Linked DNA regions of Mus musculus: region 1 is linked to region 2. A link is a loop called in an ENCODE intact Hi-C map of the cell type or tissue named here. Cell type or tissue: heart. All regions are shown on one strand. Links, peaks and the distances in the headings refer to the core of each region. The heading gives the core; the rest is flanking DNA.

Region 1 (5,388 bases), core at 336-5,335, 250 kb after region 2:
CTCTTCTCAAGGATAAAAGAACCTCTGGTGGAATCACCATGCCGGACCTAAAGCTTTACTACAGAGCAATTGTGGTAAAAACTGCATGGTACTGGTATAGAGACAGACAAGTAGACCAATGGAATAGAATTGAAGACCCAGAAATGAACCCACACACCTATGGTCACTTGATCTTCGACAAGGGAGCTAAAACCATCCAGTGGAAGAAAGACAGCATTTTCAACAATTGGTGCTGGCACAACTGGTTGTTATCATGTAGAAGAATGCGAATCGATCCATACTTATCTCCTTGTACTAAGGTCAAATCTAAATGGATCAAAGAACTTCACATAAAACCAGAGACACTGAAACTTATAGAGGAGAAAGTGGGGAAAAGCCTTGAAGATATGGGCACAGGGGAAAAATTCCTGAACAGAACAGCAATGGCTTGTGCTGTAAGATCGAGAATTGACAAATGGGACCTAATGAAACTCCAAAGTTTCTGCAAGGCAAAAGACACCGTCAATAAGACAAAGAGACCACCAACAGATTGGGAAAGGATCTTTACCTATCCTAAATCAGATAGGGGACTAATATCCAACATATATAAAGAACTCAAGAAGGTGGACTTCAGAAAATCAAACAACCCCATTAAAAAATGGGGCTCAGAACTGAACAAAGAATTCTCACCTGAGGAATACCGAATGGCAGAGAAGCACCTGAAAAAATGTTCAACATCCTTAATCATCAGGGAAATGCAAATCAAAACAACCCTAAGATTCCACCTCACACCAGTCAGAATGTCTAAGATCAAAAATTCAGGTGACAGCAGATGCTGGCGAGGATGTGGAGAAAGAGGAACACTCCTCCATTGTTGGTGGGATTGCAGGCTTGTACAACCACTCTGGAAATCCGTCTGGCGGTTCCTCAGAAAATTGGACATAGTACTACCGGAGGATCCAGCAATACCTCTCCTGGGCATATATCCAGAAGATGCCCCAACTGGTAAGAAGGACACATGCTCCACTATGTTCATAGCAGCATTATTTATAATAGCCAGAAGCTGGAAAGAACCCAGATGCCCCTCAACAGAGGAATGGATACAGAAAATGTGGTACATCTACACAATGGAGTACTACTCAGCTATTAAAAAGAATGAATTTATGAAATTCCTAGCCAAATGGATGGACCTGGAGAGCATCATCCTGAGTGAGGTAACACATTCACAAAGGAACTCACACAATATGTACTCACTGATAAGTGGATATTAGCCCAAAACCTAGGATACCCAAGATATAAGATACAATTTCCTAAACACATGAAACTCAAGAAAAATGAAGACTGAAGTGTGGACACTATGCCCCTCCTTAGAAGTGGGAACAAAACACCCTTGGAAGGAGTTACAGAGACAAAGTTTGGAGCTGAGATTAAAGGGTGGACCATGTAGAGACTGCCTTATCCAGGGATCCACCCCATAATCAGCATCCAAACGCTGACACCATTGCATACACTAGCAAGATTTTATCGAAAGGACCCAGATGTAGCTGTCTCTTGTGAGACTATGCCGGGGCCTAGCAAACACAGAAGTGGATGCCCACAGTCAGCTAATGGATGGATCACAGGGCTCCCAATGGAGGAGCTAGAGAAAGTACCCAAGGAGCTAAAGGGATCTGCAACCCTATAGGTGGATCAACATTATGAACTAACCAGTACCCCGGAGCTCTTGACTCTAGCTGCATATGTATCAAAAGATGGCCTAGTCGGCCATCACTGGAAAGAGAGGCCCATTGGACACACAAACTTTATATGCCCCAGAACAGGGGAACGCCAGGGCCAAAAAGGGGGAGTGGGCGGGTAGGGGAGTGGGGGTGGGTGGGTATGGGGGACTTTTGGTATAGCATTGGAAATGTAAATGAGCTAAATACCTAATAAAAAATGGAAAGAAAATAAATAAATAAATAAATAAATAAATAAATAAATAAATAAATAAATAAAAGAAGTTTCTATGGTACAGGAAGAATTGCATATTTTGAACAGCTTTGTAATAAAAAACTCCATGTACATGTGGGTACTAAATACTTGAATTATGACCAAGACAATTGATAAATTGACCTGTAATTTAAATTTATATTAAAACATTTTCTGATGATAATATTTTCATTTTGCTACAGGATAAATCGGTACTTCCTCTTAAAAAAAAAAAAAAAGAAATCATAATCAGAATTTAGTTAAAAAAAAAATGTTAGGACCACTTGCAGAGAATTTTATTTGGTGTTGGTGCCATCTAGTGGTCAATGTAAGTAGTGCTCAGTTAAGGATACATTGGACAGTAAGTGCTAAGCCAGCATGAGCTCCTCATCTGGTCCGATATTCTCTATTATCCAGGTAAATAAGTCAAAATCTGAAACTAAGAATCTTCCTTTGGTCTACATTAGGCCGAAAACCTTTTCTGTGAAGTGCACCTTCAGTTTGGATGCACAGTATTATAAGTCATGATTTCTCATCTCATGTGTTCTAGCATAATAGGACATGAGCATGAAGTATAATATGATGGGAAAATATTAATTATTCAGTGAATAAAGCAGATTAATGGATCATGAAGGAGACTTATGATAACAGAGTAATTAAAACGCATGATTTGGGTTTTAAAATTTTATTTTGTTTTGTTTTGTTTTTTAAGGAGAGGCAGAATTTGCACTGGATATTGAAAGGTTTGGATGGCTAGGAAACCCACAAAAGAATATTGATTGTGAAGGGAGGGGTGTACTAAGGAGCAGAGGTATAACGCAAGAAAAACAGGAAAGCAGACTTAAGTCACAAGTAAAATGTCAATCAACTGCAGAGGAAGGCTTTAAATCTCCAATGTAAAGCACTGTTCTCAGCTGATACCACACAGGAAACCAAAGGCAGACGCTCCAAGCTAGTCCCTCCAGTGCTTATAGAATCACAGCCAGACTCGAGAGTTATAAGTATATATCAAAAGTAAGGAAGAGCTGGGCAGTGGTGGAGCATGCCTTTAATCCCAGCACTTGGAGGCAGAGGCAGGCAGATTTCTGAGTTCAAGGTCAGCCTAGTCTACAGAGTGAGTTCCAGAACACCCATGGCTACACAGAGAAACCCTGTCTTGAAAAAGCAACAACAACAACAACAACAACAAAAGTAAGGAAGAATGACTATCATCAGCTATGTCAACGGGTGCTTCCTGCTTGGTGAAAATATTTCCACTGGGCGCTTATACATGGAATTAAAATGCATAATAGTTCAAATTATGTGAAAAAATCTGAACAAAGTGTGTTTTGTGAAACTGTGTTAGACAACTCATAAAATTATCTGTAGATGACAAGACAGCTGAACTGGGTCTTTGCGACACAGCATTGAGGTGAAAATGACCATTACTAAGAAGTTCATATATTTACTATTATTTGTGATTTTCTTAAAGATATGACCTTGCAATGCAGTCCTGGCCCGCCTGAAACTCACTGCAGAACCTAAAATAAACTTTATCTCCTGTGTCTGGTTCTACCTCCCCATCGCTGAGATTAATAATGTATGTCCCTATGTTCAGCTGTTATATATGATTTTAAGAGTGAAAACAAATTCAAAGCCAACATGCAAAGAAGGAACGGGTAACCATGCTTTTTACTTTCCTTTTGTATTATTGAATCACATTTATTTTGTCTTGGTTAATCTACATCCTAGATGGACATTTCTCAAATGCCAGCCTTTCATAACAAGAAAATCCAGCACCAGAAGCCTGGACACATAAAAGAGATCTTTACAACCCATTGATTTTAAATATTTGTAGACTGGCATGGTCTTCCCTTGAAAGTAAGTAGGTAACCCCCCTTCCCTTGATTCCACATGCTTTCAGAATGGATCTAGTTCAGAGATAAGTAACAATGTAAAGTGAGAGGCCTACCTCTAAGTACTAGTAGCATGGCTGGCAATTTTGTTACATTTATCATGTAATCCATTGTGCTCTCACTGATTTTTGATAAATCCCAGTAGATATTCAGTTAGTTTACCAAAGTCTTTTTGATTCGGACTGGCTTATCACATATCTCTCCAGCCACAATTAGTAACTTAATGTTTAAATCTTAAAATTGTGATAATTTATGGTGTCTGAAGTGATTAAAAAAAAAAAAGGCCAGTTTTAAACATGATTATTCTCTTGTAGAGTTTTTATGCTGTTCATTCTTTGTACTTTCCAGTATGCTTTTAGCATCGTCCGTCCTGTGTAAGTTAAAAATGAGTAAATCTTTCTGCTGCCTACAGTGGGGTTGCATGTTGTTTATTGAACAGCTTACAGGGAAATTGTTGTGTTTAAAATGTTCATAGTCCTATTCAAGAACATGGAAGGCTTTCCACTTGACCTCTCTAAGTAGCGTTTAAACATTTCTATACCTTGTTACGTTTGAAAATTTAAAATACTTGGAAATTTTAATTCTTTAACTCATTGGTATTTGATTTTTAAACCATGTTGAGAAAAATTTTACCTGTTTTGTTTCTAGTTTTTGCAACCAGTTTTATGAATGGTTTAATCTCTGCCCTTCGCTTGGCTTTGCTTGAAAGCTCTCGTGGAATTTGCCAAGAAGGTTCATTGTCTTCTGGATTCAGAATCCCTTCTGGCACATTCACCAGATGCCTTTGTCTGTCCCATCCTCTGGCTGTCTGTGTCTTAACTTTTCCCATGATCTGATTTGGATGAGAAAAGGGAATGAATGTCTCCAGCCACTTAGGTGTCACTTTACCAGTGTGCGGGTCCTCCTTATGGAAGCAGGTCCTGCTTTAACTCCTGTTTATGGCAGTTTAGCTGTCGACGGTCTGCACTGCCACTGTGTTGTTCCATTCCTACTCATATCCTTATATCCCACTTGTGCTTTGGGTCTGGATTGAACCTCGTCTGATGTGACTTTTATGGCTGCTGCTTGCCTGGCACTCTGTTGTCCAGACTTCCCTTTCTAATTCTGAGAAATCTCTTTGGTTTACATCTTTCCTAAAAAGAGAGTAAGCTGAACTTTTTAAAAATAAGAGAAGTCTGTAAATTCTTTCAATAAGTTGTCTGTTAACATTTATTATCATGACTGAAAAATCATGATATTTGGGGTTCTATTATCTGGTCTTAGGCTGATCTTACAGCTTTGTTTTTTTGTTTGTTTGGTTTTTTTTTTTTTTGATCTTACAGCTTTAAAAAAATATTTGTTGTATTTATCCATGTGTAAAATGGCAATCAAGATTACTTTGAGTGTCTATTTTTTTTCCATGGAGGATGAATGCTCTACAAACAACAACAAAATAACAAAAGTTCTTAGGACACAAAAGTTATTAGAGGTAGCAGGAATACATTGTTCTTGGGATTGTTAAATGGCTTACCAAGGTCAATTTGGAGATTCTTCTGAGATACAGCTA
Region 2 (5,388 bases), core at 89-5,088:
AAAGGTATTCTGTTATGTTTGCAGACATGAGTCTAGCAGGGCTGTCCTCTGAGAGGCTCCATCCAGCATCTGACTCAGATGGATCCAAACACCCACAGCCAAGTGGATGGAGCTTGGAGACACCTATGGAAGAATAGGGAGAAGGACTGTGGGTTTGAAGGAGATAGGAACTCCACTGGAAGACCAACAGAGTCAACTAACCTGGACCCTTGGGGCTCTCAGAGACAACCACCAACCAAAGAAATACATGGGCTAGATCTAGGTCTCACACATCTATGCACCTGCTATGGAGCAGATGTGCAGCTTAGTCTTCACGTGGGTCCCAAACAAATGGAGCAGGGGCTATCCTGAAAGCTGTATGTGGGATATGTTACTTTAGCTGGATTGCCTTGTCTGACCTCAGTGGAAGAGGATGTGCCTAACTCTACAGAGACTTGATGTTTCCTGGTGGGGGATACCCAGGACCTTCCAGCCTCTCAGAGGAGAAGGGAGGGGGAGAGGAGGAAGGATTGTGGAAGGGGATGACAGGGAGGGGGCGAAGAGTCGGGTGTAAATTGAATAAATACTAAAAAAGGGGGGTTAATTTAATTCTGGTATTGAGATGTGAGACATTCGGGGTATGACTAGGATTAGGTAAATTATTAGGATAAATTCCTCTAGTGCAGCACACACACACACTGTCTGTGTATTCCTTGTGTTTTGTCCTGTTCACATAGACATGTTCCATGAAGAAGGCCATTGTAAGATTTGGCACTTTAACTTTACACCTCCACAGCTGTATACCAACTAGCCTTGTCAGGTGGCTACCTCTAGTATTGTGTTATAGCAAAGAAAACCAGAGTGATGCATACTGGATATTTCTCTCTGAGTAGAGTGATTTTGTTTGTTCAGCTCAAGAGGCGGTTGCATCTGGCCAAGTGACCTTTTCTGAGCCAAATATAACATCAGCTTTTATTGTGGTTCCGTGATATCTTGGGTTTCATATTACTTCTTTTCTCCACTGAGAGGGAGGACACTAATTTATGCATACTCCAGATATGGGCGGTCCATGTGCTCACAGATAGGCACTAGGAGAACCAGGAATGTTAAACACACAGCGTTGTCTGATCAAAGGGAGAGATGTATAATCTGCTTTCTACCCCAATGGCTGGGAGCAGATGCAGTAAATAGTCTGTGATATTTACACTGTGTGGCTGGATCTTCTCCCAGACCCTTATCGTGGCCTGTCATTCTATAAAACCCATCTTTATGGAGGCTGTCACATATAACCAACCTATAGAACTAATCTTTATTAAAGATTTCACCTGTACTTTACAATGATTTCTGATGCACTCATATGTTAAGCTTCATTGTGCTCATGGACTGAATTATTTATCACCAGGAAAACTTCCTCCAAATTATGCTGTGCTTAAACATGCCTAAAATAAACTAATTGGGTCAGATTCCTGAAGTTTGAATTAACACTAGCTACTTAGTTATGTTGAATCAAACTACCTTCTAGCCACCCTCAGAGACCCTCACACCCAGAGGACTGGATAGGAGAAGTCTGTCCAAATATGAAATGGCATATTTCTATTAGTTATAAAGTCACAATGACCTGCAAATGTTTTCTTTGGAAGATGATGTTTAAGTGAGAGAAGCCATGTTTGTTTTCAGTGTATATTTCTTTGCAGTCTAGACGTAGATGTCTTGATAGCTCAAACCATGTGACATCAGTTTTTAAAAGTTCTTGAACTGATTACTTCTAATAATTATTTATTCTTTGGAAATATAAATTTAAGGAGGTGCTATTTAGATATACTGCATGTATTTAATTGGTGAAGGTAAAGCTGTTGTATCTTAAGACCCTAAATCCATTCTTGCACAATATTGTGAATGATGGTTTATGTAAACATTTTACTCCAACTAAAGCATACTAATTTGGGAGAATGTTAGAGACAGAAAATTAAAATCATATTGAAAAATACTTTGCTTCAAGAGAGGGGCAACATAACATTTCTTTTTAACTAAAACCAGAAGAGAGGCTGAGTTTGCCCCATAGAGCACTTTCCTTTATATTTAATGGGGGAGAAGCTGTAATGTTTGTGAGTGGACACAAGGGGGAGAGCAAAACAGTAGGTGACACAGAAAGTACTGTAAGGCCCATTCACCATAGAAATTATGCAATTCCCCTTACTTGGGTTTGTTATGTCCTTTTAGCAGTGTTCCTCAGTGGGAGGCTATTTGGTGGTTCACTTAGTGAGATAAAATACCAAAGTTCTGTTTTTCTGACACTAACCATCCATTCTGTTAACAAGTTAGTGATTCTATCCCATTCTGCAAAGGGCATAGAGGTAGGGTGTTTTTTGTCTTCTTTACAACTAGTAATAAGTACTTCCCTGAACCTTGTTAGGGTGACTTCTTACATCAAATTGCATCCTTCATGCTAGCAATATAGAAGGTTGGGTTTTCCTGTCCAATATAGTAACAATTCAGTTGGAGTGTCCTTAAAAAAAGTTACCCCAAACTTAAGTCCATCTTTCTCTAAGACTCTAGAGAACTCTCATTTTTGGAGGCTTTAAACCCTCTCGGGTAGGTGGAACAAGATGTTAATCATACCCTAAGGCAGTGATTCTCAACCTATGGCTTGTGACCCCTTTTGGGGGAATCTAACAACTCTTTTACACAGATTGCCTAAGACCGTGGGAAAACACACATATTTACATTGCAATTCATAACAATAGCACAATTACAGTTATGAAATAGAAACAAAATAATGTTATGGTTGGGGGTGGTCACCACAACATGAGGAACTGTATCAAATGGTTGCAGTATTAGGAAGGTTGAAAACCACTGCTCTAAGGTATGTGTGCCTTGGATAGATGACCTTTAACATCCAGTAATCATTTTCTGCTTGAATCCAGACTCTGTGGTCCAGAAGCTGAGGAGGGTTTGATGGAGACAGTATCATGCTACCAGCAGGTTGGCACTGTCCTGTCAGAAGATCTGGAATCAAACTGCCAGAATCAGAAGTTCAGCTTTTCTGTTTCTCATCTTTGTATCTCTATTTTCTCCTCCAGAAGTGGGGACAGTAACACAATTTCTTATTTGGTTCCTGTGGAAAAAAATAAACACAGAGCATTTTATTTTATTTTATTTTTTAACTTATTTTTTTTTTATTAATCATTCCATTTGCTTATATCTCAAATGATATCCCACTTCCCGGTTACCCCTCCGCCACCCTCCCCCATCCCACACTGCCCTCCGTTTTGCCTGTATGAGAGTGCTCCCCACCCACCCACCTTCTCCTGCCCTGCTCCAAGCTTCCAGCATCCTCCTACTCTGGGGGCATCAAACTTCCCCGGGACCGAGGGCCTCCCCTCCAGTTGCTGTGAGGCAAGGCTCTGCTACATGTGTATCTGGAGCCATGGATCCCTCCAGGTACACTCCTTGGCTGGTGGTCTAACACTGGGTGGTCAGGCCTGCCTAAGTTGTTCTTCTAAAGGGGGTTTCAGTCCCCCTCCAGTCCTCCAGTCCCTCTGCTAGCACCCCACCAGGTTCCCTGAGTTCAGTCTGATGGTTGGCTCCAAGCATCCGCCTCTGCACTGGTCAGTTGCTGGCTGGACCTCCCCAGGAACTGCCACACTTTTTTCTTGTCAGCAAGCACCTCTTGACCACAACAGCAGTGTTGGGTTTGGTGTCTGCAGACATGATTTATCCCTAGGTGGGGCCGTTCCCGGTTGGCCATTCCTTCAGTCTGTGTTCCATTTTTCGTCCCTGTTCTTTCTTTGGGCAGGAACATTTCTGGGTTAAAAAACTTTGGGATGCGTGGGTTGCCCCATCCCTTGACCAGGGACTGTGCCTATCTACTGAATGTGGTCTCCACAGGTTCTATCTCCCCCTTCTCTGCGCATTATGGCTAAAGTCAATCCCATTGGGTCCTAGGAGCCTCACGTTTCTCTGGTGTTTGGGACCCACCAGTGGCTATCCCCAGTTCCTCATCCCCCCTCCCCACCTATTTTTATTCGATTTCTTGACCCTTATACCTCTCTCACATCTCCTCCAGTTTCTGATACTGCCACCCTTATTTCCTCTTCCTCCTTTCTCACCCTCCCGTTTGTTTCCCTCTCCTTCCATCTCCCACAATCATCCTGTTCACCCCTTAGTGCAGGACTGAAACATCCACCCCATGGTCTTCCATCCTTCTCTGTTACATATGGCCAACACAGCGCATTTTAAACAGCAAACTGCTAGATCCTTGGTAGACAACACAGGCTGAGATACAGAGTTTTTAGGTTGTTTGGTTTTAGTGAAATTATATAATGACAAAGTATTTTTGTTTTGTGGTTACAGCCACCCCTTTCCCGCTAGTATAGTTCACTGACCTGATCCACAAATAACTAGTACAATTCAGAATGGCTCTTAATGACCATCCATTCACTCTACCTGTTCAAATGGTCTATTAAGGATCAGTTGAGAAATGAAAGCTGTATTTCTGAGGAGTGGACTATAAGGGCACCCTAAAGACTACATCCCTAATAAAGTTGTCTCCTGCATCTAACTTACATTTACCTGGCTGAAACACATAGGGCCTTAAGTTTCTATCCCTGCAGGAACAAGAAGGCATTGTTCTTGCCTGAACTCCATTTCTAAGTGGAGACAATTTATTTTTAATCACTATGATTGGCCTTGGTTTGGTTTTCCACTTATGTTGGATGCTAATTTCCCATGGCCTACCTTTGCTGGTTGAGTAACTGAATATTGATATTTGGTCTGTTGCTCTGTATTGTAATGCTAAATACTGGCTCTGAAGGTCTGTTTGTCTCCAGGAATGAGAGAATCCAATCTTAGACCCAAGAGACTGTGCAACCTTGCCCCAAGTTATCCCTGATTGGTGAATAACTATGCCTACAGGCTATAGCTGGGCAGAAGAAAGATAGGTGGGGTGTTTGGGTCCCAAGCTTGGGATCAAAGAAGAATGAGGAGGAGAAGGAAGAAGATGGGGAAAGGAAAGACACCATGGGTTAGATCAGTAATGAAAACATGGCCATGAGGGCTGCCTGATTGGAGTTAAGAGCATCAGAGATGGAACATAGCAAGTTATAACTCAGGGTTATTGATAGGGAAGTAGACATAATAGCCTGAAAGGTAGATATCTGTCGAGCTCTAGTGCACTAAAGGCTTATTATAAACATACAAGTTGTGTGTCTTTTATCTGGGAACTGAATGATCAAAGTCAGGATATAAACTATTAATTGCGATCAAATATTTACTATCACAATGAACACATAGTCATTGTGCGGCTGGACTCATGGACTTTTTTCTTGTTTGTTTTACCTCTTCATTTTCTCCACCCACATGTAACCCTCAATAAAAATAATATGATTCCTTAGGTTATTCTCATGAAAG

What was found. A loop is a pair of places that touch in the nucleus more often than their neighbours do. Peaks named below come from ENCODE experiments on the same cell type or tissue, not always from the same donor. Only the 100,000 strongest peaks of a DNase experiment are listed, where the experiment ranks them.
Region 1: a loop joins it to region 2, with 11 times the contacts of the local background. A loop is called at or near these places in 16 of 42 quality-filtered maps.

What each region holds. Positions count from the first base shown.
Region 1 is chr6:42,858,134-42,863,521 of GRCm38, forward strand. No RefSeq gene overlaps it. Among named protein-coding and RNA genes, the nearest start is that of Olfr449, 26 kb to the left of the region's middle. In heart, for the core only: a CTCF peak has its summit at 2,273 (motif pointing left); no DNase peak of the experiment used is centred there.
Region 2 is chr6:42,610,313-42,615,700 of GRCm38, forward strand. No RefSeq gene overlaps it. Among named protein-coding and RNA genes, the nearest start is that of Tcaf3, 16 kb to the left of the region's middle. In heart, for the core only: a CTCF peak has its summit at 2,091; no DNase peak of the experiment used is centred there.